2 separate regions of the Mus musculus genome follow, and region 2 is linked to region 1. A link is a loop called in an ENCODE intact Hi-C map of the cell type or tissue named here. Cell type or tissue: heart. All regions are shown on one strand. Links, peaks and the distances in the headings refer to the core of each region. The heading gives the core; the rest is flanking DNA. Region 1 holds the start of Prkcb (protein kinase C, beta). Region 2 holds the start of Gm29903 (a long non-coding RNA gene).

Evidence for each region. Hi-C counts contacts between places; a loop is a spot of excess contacts. Peaks named below come from ENCODE experiments on the same cell type or tissue, not always from the same donor. Only the 100,000 strongest peaks of a DNase experiment are listed, where the experiment ranks them.
Region 2: a loop joins it to region 1, with 6 times the contacts of the local background. A loop is called at or near these places in 8 of 42 quality-filtered maps.

What each region holds. Positions count from the first base shown.
Region 1 is chr7:122,288,345-122,296,676 of GRCm38, reverse strand. Prkcb (protein kinase C, beta) reads right to left here and starts at 7,552. Exons shown (of 17, transcript NM_008855.2): 1 at 7,160-7,552; 2 at 6,133-6,164. The coding sequence starts at 7,332. It overlaps Gm51497 (a long non-coding RNA gene), which reads left to right and starts at 328. Exons shown (of 3, transcript XR_003946872.1): 1 at 328-456; 2 at 3,431-3,553; 3 at 3,945-6,041. In heart, for the core only: a CTCF peak has its summit at 6,404 (motif pointing right); DNase peaks (open chromatin) are centred at 6,876, 7,106, 7,366 and 7,606; H3K4me3 peaks cover 1,981 bases; H3K27ac peaks cover 915 bases; H3K27me3 peaks cover 3,964 bases.
Region 2 is chr7:122,239,200-122,247,531 of GRCm38, reverse strand. Gm29903 (a long non-coding RNA gene) reads left to right here and starts at 3,279. Exons shown (of 4, transcript XR_869922.2): 1 at 3,279-3,586; 2 at 3,791-3,905. In heart, for the core only: CTCF peaks have their summits at 5,060 (motif pointing right) and 6,624 (motif pointing left); no DNase peak of the experiment used is centred there.

The DNA.
Region 1 (8,332 bases), core at 177-8,176:
TCTTTCTTTGTATTTACATTCCCATCTACCAGCTGACTTGATCTACCACCCCTGAGATTGTCTGATTTCTCTGCTTTAGAACAGCCACCTCAAACTGTAACCCCTAGACAAAAAGGGAAGTCAGCTCATTATCTGAGTTACTGTGGGGATCTGGAGCACTCTGGCTGTCACGCTAAGACTTCATCTTGAGGTCCCTTGTCTAAGGAGTCTCTCCTGATAGGTAACCATACAAAGAGAAAGCTGGGGGCTCCCCCAAGAATGTCTCTGAGATAATGCATATCTTTACATACATCACAATGCAGGTTGTTAGCTCTGGATCCTTGACAACTCAGAATGGAGAGTGAGAATTTGGGCTGCTTAATTCTTAGCTAGAATGACCCCAACTCTACCTTGAAACATTTCATAGGTTAGCCTCTCATGAACCATTCTCATAGCATCTGGTAGATTTCCATCAAGGTAAAATTAGATATTGGTTAAAAAAAATCATTTGTTGTAAGTCATATCTCTCCTTCCTATACTACCACATGAGGGACGTTCAGAGTAGCATTCAATGTTGGGTGCTGTCATCTAAACTTATTCCACACACATAGAAGTTAGTGACTGGATACGTTTTTAAAGGACGCTTGGTTGGATGGATAGAAGGATAGGATGGATGCTGTATGCATGCACGCATGCATGAATGGATATGTGAGAATGTAGGTAAACGGGTGTGTATGGTTAAAAGACAAATTTCCTACAGGCTTTTCAAGCAGACATCACACTTCCAAATGTCATACATAAACACTGGGGATGCTGTAGTCTCCATAAAAAAGGTCTAACATTCCATCTATGGAATATCACACAGCTTCAACTAGAGAGACTGAATGAATGAAGTCAATAATTTCATACTACAAAAAAAAAAAAAAATCTGGAAACTGGCAAGGGCCCTGGCATTGGAAAGCATCAACCTAGGAGGTGAACTTTCTAGCTCGTCCTGCTGCCTACCAAGAACAGACTGGTCTGCAGAATCAGAAGAGCAGACATGAGTTTGAAGTGGTACTTGATGACGGAACTCTGCATGGCTGAAAAGTAGCACCATGCATAATCTCAAGCTTATGACATACAGATCTATTTTTGTATGTGTGTGCACATGTGCGGTGGGGATGGAAATAGAGACAGAGAGGAAGAGAAACAGGGAGAGGCCGAGGAAGGGAAGACTCCAATATCAACATGGATGTCAGTCATTTTCTCTTTAAGATTATTTTTTATTATCTTGAATTATGTGTATGGGGCAGGGCACATACATGTGAATGCAGGCACCTACAGAGACTGGAAGCATAGTGTCCCCTTGGAGATGCAGTTACCAGTGAGTCACCTGCTGTGGGTCACCTGCTGTGGGTGATGGGAGCTGACTCTGGGTCCTCTGCAGGAGCAGTGTACTCTCTGAGTCGCTAAGCCACCTCTCCAGCCCTATATAAATTCACATCAAATGCTCAGCTGTCTCTGACCAGTCACACTCTCGTGGCTTTGCACGCTGATGCTGATGCACTATCTACATGCTTATCTGGACCAGGTGGGGCCTGGAGAATCACTAGTATTGGAAATAATATATTTTTGTATTAGTGTCAAGAACTTGTTTATCACACCAACCATATTTCCAAAGGTCATATTTTCTGTATTTACTTGGGAAGGTCTTCCACTGTTCAGTAACGAAGCTTCAGGGGAAGGGGAAAAGCCACCCAGGCCATGGTTACCACTTTGCAGTGTGCCTTGCTGATTCTCAGTTGACTGAGAAAGTTCAACCCATACTACTCAGTGTAACAATATAAGTACCCAGAGACAGGTGTGGCAAAATGAAATGACCTTTGAGTTAATATTTCCCATGTCCTTTTGTTTTTCAAGGTGGAGGATAGCACCCAAGACCTTGCATGTACTTCCACTGAGCCACCCCTAGCCCCAATTCATATAATGGTTGATTATTGTTTTAATTGCATATTCTAATCTGTATATGTTAACAATAAACTACATTAAAACTTGTCTTCTATAGCGTATCTATTGAGGGAAGACGACAGCTGTAGGTTCATGTGACACTTAGTTTGTTTTCTCTCTTTTTTAAATAATTCAAACAAGAAGTTAAAGACATGTTTTCGAATTCACCAAGGGAAGGTAAAAGGGCTTTCTTGTTAGAATCCTTAAGTCTAGTTCTTTATAGTCAGAAAAACAGTGGCCCCGGGCTTTTTGAGAGTCCAAGGCAAGTTCAGATCTTTCTCATGAGGGAAACCGTGTGCTCTGGGCCCAGACACTGAAGTATCTACTGGCTGGATTACCCTAAGTCTCATAGAAACACACCCATCTGAGCACATGAAACAGGCACAGTCATTTCCCGAGTTCCAGTCAGCTCTGCCCTGCTTCGGCACACTTTCCCACCATTAATCAAGTCCTGACGATCATCTTACTTTGAGTTGTTTACTCTCACGGTGGATATTTCTCCTTAGCTACTTACTTTACCCCAGAGCTCTACAAAGGAGACACTGTGTCCTCTTTCACCAAGATGGCGAGCAAGGTTACAGTGTGGGGATGGACTCCCCAAGGTCACACCGTGAGCAGATAGAAGATGAGGGATCAGAGTCCACGTCTGTCTGGTTCCAACCACGTGCTTTAAACACCTAGATCTGAACATCTTAATGCTTCTCTATTTCTACTGAAATGACTTCCTTTAACAAAAAAAGAGAAAAGTTTCCTCTCTGCCAAACTGCAAAGTCTTTCTTTGGATAAAAGTTGAAATCCTCCCAGTGATTAGTGAGTTGATTAGAATTTAAGCACAGCGTGCAGGTTCTAGGGTTGTTAAAAGAGTGCCTTGGAGAAAGAAAGGTTTGTCCTGTGGCATAATGGGTCCCATTTCTAATCCAAAATTGTGTGCAATTTCACAAGAGGGATCCTCTGTCAGCTGAGGCATTATCAAAGAGAGAAGGAGGAGGGTGGGTAAATCAGTGGCAGTTAACCGAGAGTTTTGTCCTTTAGCTGTACAAAAGCCAGAAGTCTGTTCTTAAGAAAGCTTCCCAAGTCTATAAAAATCTGTGGTTCCCTGTGGTTCCTGGATGCTCTGTCCTGCACCCCGATTTCCATGACAGCTACTGGAGCATTGGGGCAGTGACAAGGGCATCTTAATCTTGGGATCCTCCCACACCATCCTGAGGGGTTAGCCAATCTCTGCTTCCTCCACCTTTGAGATGGAAACATCCTTCCCTCCCTCCGCTGTTGGCTGGGAACGTGCTACCTGAGCTGAACACTACTGTCCTCTAGGTTTGCTCGGAACGAGACGTGGACATTCATTGGGTTCTACTCTAGCCAATATATACCGAGTATATAGCCAATTCTCTCTAGGCAACATCCCTAAGAGCCACTGAAAATGATGTGTCTTTTGACTTCTTTTGTCCCTTTCCTGTCCCAGCTGGCTAAAAGGAGGCCTGGTGCCTGGAGAATCCAGTATCTTCTTGAGCTGTGAGATAACTATTGCTCCCTGGGACAGCATCATAGAAAACTGAAGGACCAGATCTCTGAACTGTTGACTTAGGTAAAAGAATAAACTCTGTTTGTTTTCTATTATAATGTTGGTCCTACTTTAAGTAAATTCACTTTAAGGTAAGATATCAGGCACCAGGTACTGAAAATAATCCTATAAAAGGAGCTCGTCTGTGGTTCCAGAATTAGTTCCAAGCAACACTGGGTACCAGTGATAAACTCCCTCCCTGCCTTCTAGGCTGTGTCCCACTCTAAGCAGCTCAGCTCAGGGCCCATGAATCTACCCCACCCCCTCCTTCCTCCTACCCACTCCAAGTCAGATGGAGTAGCCCATCAACGCAGTAACAGAGGGCCAGATGTTCAGAGAGCTAAGGGGTGAAAAAATGAAAAGAGAAATGATTTTGAAAATACCTTTCACCCCTCCCCTTTCCTTTTGTTCCCAGGAACCCAGGGAGTCGAGCACACGAGGCAAACGCACTGCCAGCTTCTGAAAAAGTCTTATTCCTAAAGTTAATCATACTTCTTGAAAACTTTCATTCTGATTTTTTTCTCATTGTGCCAAAAAAAAAAAAAAATCCTAGGCTTTGAATAAAAGGATCTCCTGCTCCATATGTGCAGTCCCCCGCACATTCCAAAGCTGACTTTCCCAGCCATCAATAACAGAGAGCAGGTGGCACAGGAGAGCCACAGAAGCAGGGTTTAAAAAATCACCCCTGACCTCGACAAGAGACAAAAACAGAAACCAATTCATGCGAGTGAAAGGCAACCTCACAGATTCCACATTCCCCACACCGAGCCACTCTCGGTGCTGTGTTTAAGAGAGACAAGTTCTAGAAAACCATCCAGACGGTGCCACTGGCCTGACTCGTTGCCACCGGCAGGGACTTGGCAGTCCTTCCATGTACTGTATAAAACTGAGGCTCTGGATCTCAGCAGAGGAGGCTGGAAACTTCCTGTCCCACTCCAGAACTCAGTAAAAGCCTTCAGCTTAGGGCAGCCAGGCCCATGCATGTCCCAAAGCCACCTCTGAGCACTGGGGTCTTTTGATTTTGCATGCAGCGCAATGGTGCAAAGCAAAGTTATCCATGGGCACTACTGTCTCACTTCAGGCTATTCCACACCCACACGCTTTCCTCTCCAGATTTAAGGCCAGTTCACAGGGTGGAGGATGGCAATTCGACCCTGAGAATACCTGTATTCCCAACACCTGGGAGACTAACAAAGAAAGACAGAAAAGCTTCCAGGACAAGGTCAGTCTGGGCACAAAGTGAATCTGAGTGAGAACGGGGAAGGGGGGGATAGGAAGGGGAGGGAAAAGGTAGGAGGGGGAGGAGGTGTTGGGAGGAGAAGATGCAGAACCACTTCTGACCAAACCCAACCACACCTGGCTTAAAGGGAGAGAGAGGGGCAAAACAACCCTGTAAATTCAAGAGGCAAAGGGGGTCAGAATTGTAGAAGGCCAGTGTTGAACAGAGACATAGCCTCGAATGTCTGCTCATTGGTAAAGGGATGACCTCAGTTCCAAATGATCGATTCAGCATGAAAGTAGAGTCAGTATTCAACAAGTTGAATGCTGTGTGTGTGTGTGTGTGTGTGTGAGAGAGAGAGAGAGAGAGAGAGAGAGAGAGAGAGAGACAGAGAGAGAGACAGAGAGAGAGACAGAGAGAGAAAGACAGAGAGACAGACAGACAGAGACAGACAGACAGACAGACAGACAGACAGACAGACAGACAGACAGAGACAGAGACAGAGACAGAGACAGAGACAGAGGGGAGAGAGAAATTCACAAACTATTTATGGCATTCTAAGGGTTAAACAAGGCCACATCTTTAGAGATTCAATTTAAAACCTATCTTTCCCCCTCTCCCATTTTGCATCAGAGCCTCTCTGGAACAAAGCAGGCACTCTCCTGAGCTACATTCCTCAGTCCACAGTCCATCTTGTAGGCACAAACCCTAGAGATAAGAGAGGCCACCAAGTCTCTGATATTTGATTAGGTACCCCTGGTTAAAATCATGGCTCTTGAGCTAGAATCAAGAACCCAGGTAAGGAGTCTCTTGGAGTCCTTCTTGTGCCTCCTCAGATGTTAAAAAGGGCAACCTCAGGCAGGATCCCAGAGGCACCCCATCTGGAACCACCGCTTTCAAAGAGAGAGGAGGCCCAGGGGAAACCACAGTTGCTTTTCTAGGGGGATGCGCCATCTGCAGATGGCAGCCACCTGCAAAGCAGGGGAAAGAGGCAGACCCTCCTACTGGGAGGTAAGGGAGAGCAATGAGCAAGAAAGGGCTGGAATTAGGAAGAAAGAGGTTCCCTCCACACACAAGAGTCCTTGAAGACATTTCATTTCTTAAGCAGGGCTGGCAGTCCTGAGAGAATGCTCAGATAGCAGCGGGATGGATGCACTTTTTGACTTTTAGGGCCTTCCAGGAGCTCCACTGGCCTTTCCTGGATGGTGCATCTCTGGCCCAAATACACACCCCTTAAAAGGACCCTTTGGTGGTGAAGGATTCCTAGCCTGGGAGGTCACTCTGACAGGCAGGATTACTTCACTCTGCCTAACTCGGCCACGTCTTTGAAGTCTGTATTACTCTCTCTTCCCACCATCGGCATCCACAGCGCCACAAAGCCTACCTTGACACTGGAATCCCTGCTTCCCGAAGCCCCTGTAAAAGCACAAGAGGGAGTATCAGTCTGAGGGGTCCAGTTACCAGCTAGTTTCACACAGTCGCCCTCTCCCTTCCCACTGTCCCTCTACCCCAGGGGCAACCTCCTAGCTACAGCCTGGTCTCCAAGGTGTCTTCCACCTTGGATGGGATTGGGAGGTACACTACCGGAGCTTGGCAGTAACCCCCACCTCACATCTCCCCTGCAGTACAGAGGCGACCACGACCACCAGGTGGCAGGATGCGAGGGTGCATTTCCGCCCGGGTGGGGGCGGAAGGCGGGCTGGATATTTGCCCAAGGAGATGCCGGGAGTACCCTCAAGGAAAGAGAAAAGGACCTGTCTAGGGGGAGGATGATAGGGACTTCACCACGGTGGTAACACCTGAGGGGCTAGGGGGCGGGGGGAAGGTCCCCCCATGCTTGGAGGGGCAGAGGGAAGAAAGGGGCCCTGCAGCGACTTGAGGGTGAGAACCAAGGAATGAAAGGGGTGCTCAAGACTCTGGAGGCGAAGTAAGAGATAACCCAGGGCACTGCTCTAGGGACGCAGAGGGAAGGATGCTCCACGCCCCGGGGAAGTAGAGGACACCCCAGAGAGCTGCCCCGGAAAGGAGGGGTGAGGGTGAGAGCTCCTCGAGCCCGGAAGGAGGCAGAAAGATCGGGAACCTCAGGCGAGAAAGACACCCGCGGAGCTGCCCTGCCGAGGAGGGACAGCCACACTGAGCCCTGAGCCAGGTGTCGAAAAGGCGCCTGCAGCGCTGTCCCTAGGCGCTCGGGCGACAGAGTGCAAGAGGGCAGAAGGCGCCTGGCGGCCAGCCGTCTGGGAGCAGAGAACCCAGCACCTGAGGGACTGGCCATCCGGGAGCGCAGGGCATAAGGGTCCAGCGGGATGGGGGTGATCACACGGCTCCTCCCCCCGGGGGCAACAACAGGGGTCCCCATGCGTGTCGCTGCCCTCTAGGGCCCCAGGCAGGTGGCCCGCGCGGCGCACTCTCACCAGATGAAGTCGGTGCAGTGGCTGCAGAAGGTGGGCTGCTTGAAGAAGCGGGCGGTGAATTTGTGGTTCTTCACCTCGTGCACGTTCTTCTGCCGGAGGGCGCCTTTGCGGGCGAAGCGCACTGTGCTCTCCTCGCCCTCGCTCGGCGGCGGCCCCGCAGCCGGGTCAGCCATCTTGCGCGCGCGGGGACTGGGGGGAGCCCCGAGAGGTGGCGGCCCCGGGGCGGCGGGACCGCGGGGCTGCAAGCCCGGAAAGGCGCGGGACTAGGCGGCCGCTGCTGCCGCCCGGGGACCGCAGGGCCGCGCTGCCCCTTCGCGCCGGCTCTGGCGGCGGCCGCGCGCGCGTAGCTGGGCTGTCACTCGCCCAGCTGCTGCCGCTGGTCCAGCTGTGCTTGGCACCGCTGGCCCCAGCTGCGGGGGAGGGAGGCGGAGCCCCAGTGTAACCCCGCCTCCCTCATTTGCATGAAACCCAGGCCCCGCCCAGAGCCGCCAGCTGCTTTACATATCGGCACCACCAGTACCACCAGCAGAGACACACACAGACACACACACACACATACACGTACACCGCAACCCGCAGGCCTCCCAGCCAAGTGTTCTTAGCCGCAGCGCTGCGGCGCGAGGACCGCAGTCTGCGCTGGACAGATCTGAGCCGCGCCCCTGGCACCCTGTCCTAGGCCCTGGGGTGCGTTAAGATGAGCACCTCGGTTGATCCAGCAATGACCAAACGCCTAAGGACCCAAGGGGCTCAAGGAGATGAGGGTTGAACAGGCTGGAAGCAGCCAGTTTCACCTTGGCCTCTGCAGAGACTGGTACCCAGCACCCTCCATCCATCATCCCATTGGTCATTCGGCATGCGTCTCCTGGAGGGATGGGCTTTCATTGTCACTCATCCGGAAAGGCCTGTGGCCACACACACACACACACACACACACCAAGGTCTGCAGAGGTAGGGGAGGACTATACATATATGCATATGTATATATGTATATATCCACCACAAAGACTTGTCTCCACTTGCTCGAACACTTAGAACTCTCTCCACAAAAAGACAGTTTCCCCAACCCCAAAATGGCTGGGCTAATGATGACAGGAGACAAATTTAATAAATGAGCGTTTCCCTACATTTCATTCACTTTTGTCCCTTCTGGTCATACTTGTGCAGTCTGTTAAA
Region 2 (8,332 bases), core at 244-8,243, 49 kb after region 1:
CAACAGGAGCAATTGAAGGAAGGGTTAATTTGTGGTCCTGGTTTGAGGGTTGTGATGGTTGTGTGGGGGAAGGCTTGTTGGTAAAAAGGCAGGGCACAGGAAGCAGAAAGAGATGCGTGCCGTTAGCCTTTTTATTCAGTCTCTGAGCAGGGGCTGCCCACATTTAGGGCAGGTGTTCCCTTCTCAGTTAGCTTCTCCGGAAACACCCTCATGAGCGCAGCGAGAGATGTGTCTCCTAGGTGATTCTAAATGCAGTCAGGTTGGCAACAGAGGTTAACAATCACAGCCTGCTGTTCCTTTCTTGGATTTGCAAACCCACGTCTGTCACTGAAATGTGTCCTGAGTTAAGGCTGAGAGGAAATAAAAGGTGCCTGTAAGTCCAGCTTAGGACAAAGCAAATTCTAGCCTTGCTCCAAGTGGGATCACTACTCAAGCAGAGCGTGGGCATTATTGCCAGTCCTGTGCTTGGCACTACGTCTGGCTAAATAAACACCTTCCAACCATCATTCACCAACAATAATATTCACTTGCCTCCCTTTGTAGCAATAGGTGATTTTTGCTGCATAGGTGGCAGCAGAAGAAGGTTCTAGAAGGCCTGTGTAAGGTGTGAGGAAGTTGGCACAGCTTCTGCTATCCAACTGACTCCTGGGATCAGTGTGAGCCTTTGTGCTAGGAAGAGCCAAAGGAAGGCACTATAGACAAGGTCTTGAGAGTGTTTGGGGGTTTGCGGGTACATAGCACATTCTATTGGCCTGCTTTTCATTGCTGGAGCAAACTACCTCATTAAAAACAAAAAACAAAACAAAACAAAACATCTTAACCAACCTGGTGGTGCAGCTCTGTAATTCCAGCCACCTAGAAGGCTGGGACAGGAGGGTGGCAAATTCAAGGATAGTCTGAGCTACATAATGAACTTCTATCTCAAAGTAAAATGTAAAAAGAAGGATGGAGATGACGGCGATACATAGCTCAGTGGTGCATGCTTGACCAAGTTCAATACTCGGTACTTGAAACAAAACAAAGCAGACCTTAGTGGAGGAAAGATTCTCACTTGGGGCTGGTCTCTCAGTGTTTTCTGCCTGTGGTGGTTTCACTGTGTTAGTTAGAGACAGAAGAGCTTGAACATTGTATCAGAGTGAGTGGGGTGTGTGGTGGAGCAAGTAGAGCTAGTGACAAGAGGAGAGTGGGCAGAAGAGGGGAGGGGAGGGGAGGGGAGGGGAGGGGAGGGGAGGGGAGGGGAGGGGAGGGGAGGGGAGGGGAGGGACCTACGAGAATGGTTCCCGTTTGAATGCTTGGCCGCCACTTGGAAGAACTGGTTTGATCTTGTACCAACCTTTCGCAGGCAGTCACAGTCACTGTGAGTTCCTGGGTGCAGCTGTCCTGTCACATCTAGAAAATATTGTCTCACCCCAAGCTTCCTTCGCCTCTGGCTCTTACAGTCTTTCTACCTCCTCTTCTGTGATTGCTCCTAAGCCTTGGAGAGAAGGGGAGCTATACAGATAACCAAGCTCTACACACACACACACACACACACACACACACACACACACACACACACACACAGCAACTGGGGCTCGTGAGTGGTTCAGCAGGGAAGGGCACTGGCTGCCGAGCCTGACCAGCTTGGTTTGATCTGGAAATCCACATGTTGGGAGGAGCGAACTGACTTGAGCGGATTGTCCTCTGATCTCCACACGTCGTGACCACACTAGATAAATAAATGCAACACATTTAGAAAAAGAAAAGCAAACAAACAAGAAACAAAACTCTGAGAATGCTTGGGTTGTTTGACTGCTATTCATTTATTTCATTTTATTTTTTATCACCAGTGCTGTCTGTAAAACTGTATGGATGGGAGATAGGTGAGAGCAGAACAAGCAGCCAGGGTAGTAGTGCCTAGGCCAGGCCTGCTGGCTAGTGTGTCCCTTGTCCCTGCCACCCAGTGCTGGGATTACAGCCTGCGCTGCCAGAGGTGACCATCCAGAGACTGCCCCACCCAGGGATCCATCCTATAATCAGCCACCAAACGCAGACACTATTGCTTATGCCAGCAAGATTTTGCTGAAAGGACCCTGATATAGCTGTCTCTTGTGAGGCTGTGCCAGTGCCTGGCAAACACAGAAGTGGATGCTCACAGTCAGCTATTGGATGGAACACAGGGCCCCCAATGGAGGAGCTAGTGAAAGTACCCAAGGAGCTGAAGGGGCCTGCAACCCTATAGGTGGAACAATAATACGAGAGCTCGTGTCTCTAGCTGCATATGTAGCAGAAGATGGCCTGGTTGGCCATCATTGGGAAGAGAGGCCCCTTGGTCTTGCAAACTTTATATGCCCCAGTACAGGGGAACGCCAGGGCCAAGAAGTGGGAGTGGGTGGGTAGGGGAGGGGGGGTAGGGGACTTTTGGGATAGCATTTGAAATGTAAATGAAGAAAATACCTAATAAAAAATTGGAAAATGTTTTTAAAAAGTTATGGATTTGAAAGAAAGCAAGAAGGAGGGGTATATAGGAAAAAGAAAAAAAAATGGGTGATAGAAATTGAACTTTGGTATTCCTGCTTGAATGTCAAGCCGCTTATAGACTGAGCCAGCTCTCCAGCCCCTCCTAGGTATTTCTTATCTAAATTAATCGATAAGGAGAGCAGGAGACTGTGAGACCAGGAGACTAGTTGAGTGGGGAGGGGCAGGAGACCCAGCTCCCAACTCCCAACTCCCAACTCCCAGCTCCCAGCCGGGCTGTTGTGGAGGAGCCTTGCTTCATCAGCCACACACGATCAGAACTCGCTTCTATTCTATTCACGTCTGAACCCACCATCTCTCTTAAGTTTAACGGAAACTCAAAATGAATGTAGTTTGCTTGATGACTGAGAAAATGAAGACTTGGGGAGGAAATTGAAGAACCAAAACCTCAACCCCCATTCTAGAGATGCAACTGAGCCGAGACTCTCAGCACCCCCAGAGCATTGTTTTCAAAGGAATTTAGAAAATATAAAAATAAAAAAGGGTTAGGTGTAAGAAACAAAGACTGAGCTTTGCATTTGAATGTGGTGCCAATCAGCCTTCGTTACTGGGAACACAACACTGCACCATTAATGGAGGGAGCTTTGCAACTGCTCATTAGTTCTCCAGATTCAGGGCTTTATTCTAAGGGATGCTCAGAAGCCGAGGATGCACCAGTGACCACCAAGTGTCTCCCCGGAGACAGGGGCTGCTCCAGGGAGTGACTGCGCTCTGTCCCCTCCCTTCCTTGCTCACTCACACGGTCCTCCAGGATCCTCTGCTGAATCCCCCGGGGCTGTGGGATGTTAAAGGGCTGAACGAGCAATAGAAAATTCTAGATTAAGACATTCCTGTGGGGGAAGTTAGGACTCTGAGAAGACAGAAACACAAACCAAATCTTCCAAGGGGTGGGGGGTGGGGGGGAGGAAAGCCTGCTTTCCACACTCCAGTCAGTGAAGTGGGCGGCTCTGGATGGGCAGATGGCAGCAGGGAGACAAGACGCGCAGCAAGGCCACCATGCTGGGCTAGATCATCAGACGACAAATTCAAAGATCAAATCTCTGCCTGAGAGACGGGACATTTGGAGCAGGTATAACATTGGGTTAGACGGAAGGTTTCAGCGGATCAGATATGTGTGAAAAGTTTTCAGGTTTGAAGCTCAAGAGGAGCACTGGTGTGGATTGTCCGTGCCAAAGGTCCACAGATGGACCTGGGCCTACCTGGTGGGGTGAGGCTTTTTCTTCCAGGCTTCAGAGGAAGCAGGGGGCTTCTGTGACGTGTTTGTGTATTACAGGAACACTATGCCTTCCCAATGAGATATCACTCGGTGCGCCCAGGAAAAATAAGGAGAAGGCACTTTGTTGAAGATGCACTCCACTGGCCTGGCACTCTATGGCTGATACCCAGAGGTGAGTGGGCCTTAAACAGACGGCTTTACTAATTTGTGTTCCACATACCTTGTCGATATTGTGTTTGTCAGGGTTCTCTAGAGTCACAGAACTTATGGAATGTGTGTGTGTGTGTGTGTGTGTGTGTGTGTGTGTGTGTGTGTGTAATTTATTGGAAAGACTTGCTGCAGTCCAACTAACCCAACAATGGCCAGCTGTGAACAGGAAGTCTAAGAATCTAGTAGTTGCTCAGACTCAGCTGATCTGTTGTATAAGCTGGAATTCTGAAGAAGTAGGCTTCCATAGATGTGCTGCAAAATGAGTGTGAACCCCTCCCTTCTTCCGTTGTTCTTATGTGGGCCTCCAGCAGAAGGTACGGCCCAGATTAAAGATGTGCCTCAAGATCTGAATTAAAGGGGTGTGTCTACCCTAGATTGGATTTTATTGCTGTGAAAAGACACCATGACCATGGCAACTCTTATAAAAACAAACATGTAATTGGAAATTACAGTTTCAGAGTTTTAGTTCATTATCATCATGGTGGGAAGCATGGCAGCATGCAGGCAGACATGGTGCTGGAGAAGAAGAGAGTTCCACATCTTGTTCCAAAGGTAGCAGCAGGAGACTGTCATCCACAGGCAGTCAGGAGGAAGGTCTCTTCTGCACTGGGCAGAGCTTGAGCCCTAGGAGACCTCAAAGCACACCCCCACAGTGACACACTTCCTCCAACAAGACCACACCTATTTCAACAAGGCCACACCTCCTAATAGTGCCACTTCCTGTGGTCCAAGCATATTCAAACCACCACAGTGTCCACCCAGATCCAAAGATTGTGTCATCCCACCTTAGGATCTAGATCAAAAGCTGTGTCTTCCAGTCTCAAGATCCAGATCAAAGACATGTTATCTTCCTGCCTCAAGATCTGGAGCCCAGTGAGCCCTCCATTTCTGAATCGTGTTTTATTCCAGACAACCGAGAATAGCCATCAGAGATACTATACACATTTAAATAGAGTGACATGGGAAATACATATTCCAGCTTTATACAGTTGGTAACTGCCTGTCGGTAAAGATGGCACAACCTGGTTAGTTGATTGATGCTGCCATACACAAGCCTGCTACTGTACTGGCTTGTATTTGTGGAGCTAAACCATGGTTGCTATGTTAGATGCTTCCACTAGAGGGTGCCTGCAAACCTCTGAGTGGGGCTGATAAAATAGGCTCAAGAGGAAAGGATGTTTTCTTTCAGGTGTCAGCAACCTACAGGCAGTGTGCCAACATTGCCTGTCACAGAATGAATAGAGGTCTTGTTTTATTGTTGTGTTTTTGTGGGGTGGAGGGGGGTTATTAGGGATTGAACCCAGGGCTTTGTATGTGTGAGGTTAACACTCACCACTGAACTATATCCTTTAAAAACAAACAAACAAACAAAAACCTTGTATACTGAGACAGGTTTCACTCTATAGCCCAGGCAGGCCTTGTGATCTACCTGCCTCGACCTCCCATTCAGCTGGGACTACAGGTTTGCACCACCAGGCTTTGGCTAAATAAAGTTTTCTTGGAACTTCCCTTTTTATATTCATTTCCTTTTGATTCGAGGCGGCTTTCACACGACAAAGGTAAAACTGAACAGTGGTAACAGAAATATCACAGTCCTCAAAGCCAAGAGCATTTACTGTATATTCTTGACAGACAAAACTTGCTCTCTTCATTCTAGATGCACATACGCTCCAAAATGGTCTGTGTGCCTGAAAAGAACCTACGTAAATTCATAATTATGACAGCTTCATAAGGTAGATAGTATAATTATCCCCACTGCATGGACTTTAAACTGAGGCATGGAGACACTAGATGTAATTCCCAGAGTCCCATGGCCAATAACAATTACTTGAGTTGAATCTTGAATCCCAATAGTATGGTCCTAGAGGCTGCTCACTAAACAACCACTGAAAATGCCTCCTAAAGTTTGTACAAAGGGTAGAGAACCCCAAGATAGCCACACACAAGACATTCTTAGCAGCACGGAAAGATGGAGCTGCAGCGTCGAGTTTCCAAATGATGGATGATATGTAGCTTCCAAGCTGGGACCCAGGCAGCTCACAGCCAAGTGCAACAGCAGAAATAAAGTAAGTGATGCCAACCACGCCAGCAGGAGATTGTGTTTCACTAATGTACTCTTTTGCAGGGGTTACTGTAGAGAGCTCATCAAAGTGAGAGGTTAAGGGGCTGGGAAGACAGCTCAGTCAATAAAGTGCTTGCTCTGTACCTATGAGGATATGTGCTTGGATCCACAGCACCACATAAAAGTCAGGTGTGGCTTGCAGCCACCAAGCAGACCCCCTGGAGCCCACTGGGCAGCCAGTAGTCTAGTCACACTGGTGAATCCCAGGTTCAGGGAGAGGCTCCGTATCCAAAAGATAAGGTGAACAGTCATTAAGAAAGACATCTGATCTAAGCTCTGATCACACATGCACATGTACACACAAACACAAAAAGATAAGAAAGGAAGGTCAGAGGCACAGCAGGTGCCTTACTGTGATTTACACTCTAGCATAGAACCAACATGCCCTCCTTTCTGAGTATGCAGTCGTCAGCAGAAAGAACCCAAGAGACGGGCTGCTGAGATGGCTCAGAGGTTAGCACTGGCTGTTCTTCCAGAGGTCCTGAGTTCAATTCTCAACAACTACATGGTGGCTCACAACCATCTGTCTATAAAGGGATCTGATGCCCTCTTCTGGCATGTTGATGTATATGCAGCAGAACACTTACACATAATTTTTTAAAAATAAAAAATAAAAACAAAACAAAAACCCCAAGAGACAAGGCTGGAGGGTGAATGCTAGGATGCAGGAATATTGAGAGCTGGGTGGAAGATGCTCACCACACAAACATCTCCAGTAGCCACAATAGTGTAAGAAGCCTAGAAGTGAAAGGCAGATCCCCTGGCTTCGATTCCCACTGCTCAGAGTTCACACGGCTTGTAACTTTGTATGAAGCCATTTTTCAGAGCTGCTGAGAAACAACCGGCTGGCCAATCCCCACCAGACTCTATCTGAAGATTGCAACAATGTTGCCCCCCCCCTGCTGGGTGAGTTTTATTCTCAGCTAGGAGACAGAGCCCAGTAGACTTCTTGGCATCTGGAGAACGGCAAACTCCTCAATGTTATCAGCTACAGCTATTGTAGAGAGGCCTTGAACACCAACCCTGAGGTGCCTGAGAGAAATGGACACATTAAGGATACAGATGCTAGTTTTACATTGCTGGAGAGTGCTGGTGGCACACTCTTAGTTAAGCTAAAGGGGCTCAGAGCAGGTTTGGAAGACATATGGTGAATTTGCATATAATGCATAAACTCTCAGAAGGTCTGGGGATGTTGGCCAGGGTAAGAGTACTTACCTAACATGCGTGAGGCCCTGTGCTCCATCGCCAGCTCAGGGGAGGAAAAAAGTATGGGTTTTTTTCCTGACCAATTTCAATATTCTGTTTGTGAAAAAAGGGTAAAAGGAGAAAAGTTTGGAAGTTACAAGAAATAATGTTTTTAAAATGGAAAAAAAAAAGTGAATCGGGCAGTGGTGGCACACAACTTTAATTCTAGCTCTCAGGAGGCAGAGCCAGGGGGACCTCTGTGAGTTTGAGGTTGACTTGATCAACACCGTGAGTTCCAAGACAGCCAAAGCGACACAGGGAAACTCTCTCTCAAAAACTCAAAAAAGTAAAAAATAAAATGTTAGTGTGTGGGGGGGTGCATATACATGGGTACAAAGGCCTACACATATCAAAAGAGGGGTTGGATCCCCTGGAGTTGGAATTAGAGGTGATGGTGAGTCCCCTGACTTGGGCACTCAAGACAGAACTGTGTCCTCCAGAAGCACAACAATGACTCTGAACTGCAGAGCGGTCTCTCCAGGCCTGGAAATCATTCTTACTTCTGGAATTGGCATAGCGCTAGATTGCTATTGTAACAGAGACCCACAACTATAACCAGTTACTGTGACAGAGACACACAGTTATACCTGCTTACTGTGACACAGAGTCACAACTATAATCATCAATGTGACAGACACACAACTGCAGTTATTGAAGCAGAGGTCCATAACTATAGCTAGTTGCTGTGACAGAGGCACACATCTATCACCAGTTACTGCGAGAGACACACAATTGTAGCCAGTTACTGTGACAGACACAGAACTGCAACCAGTAACTGTGTCAGACGCACAGTGGTAGCCAGTTACTATGACAGACACACAACTGTAACCAGTTTCTCTGACACAGCCACAGCAGAGGATTGGGTTATCTCATTTTATTCTCTCATCGAAAAGGCAACACTAACTTGGCAGCTCCCTGGAGTTATCTGGAGCTAAGGATCCCTCTTTTATTTTTGCATAATTTCAAAGTGCAAGTTTGTTCACATTTACTATATGTCTGCAGAGCCCTGTGGTGTTTGAATA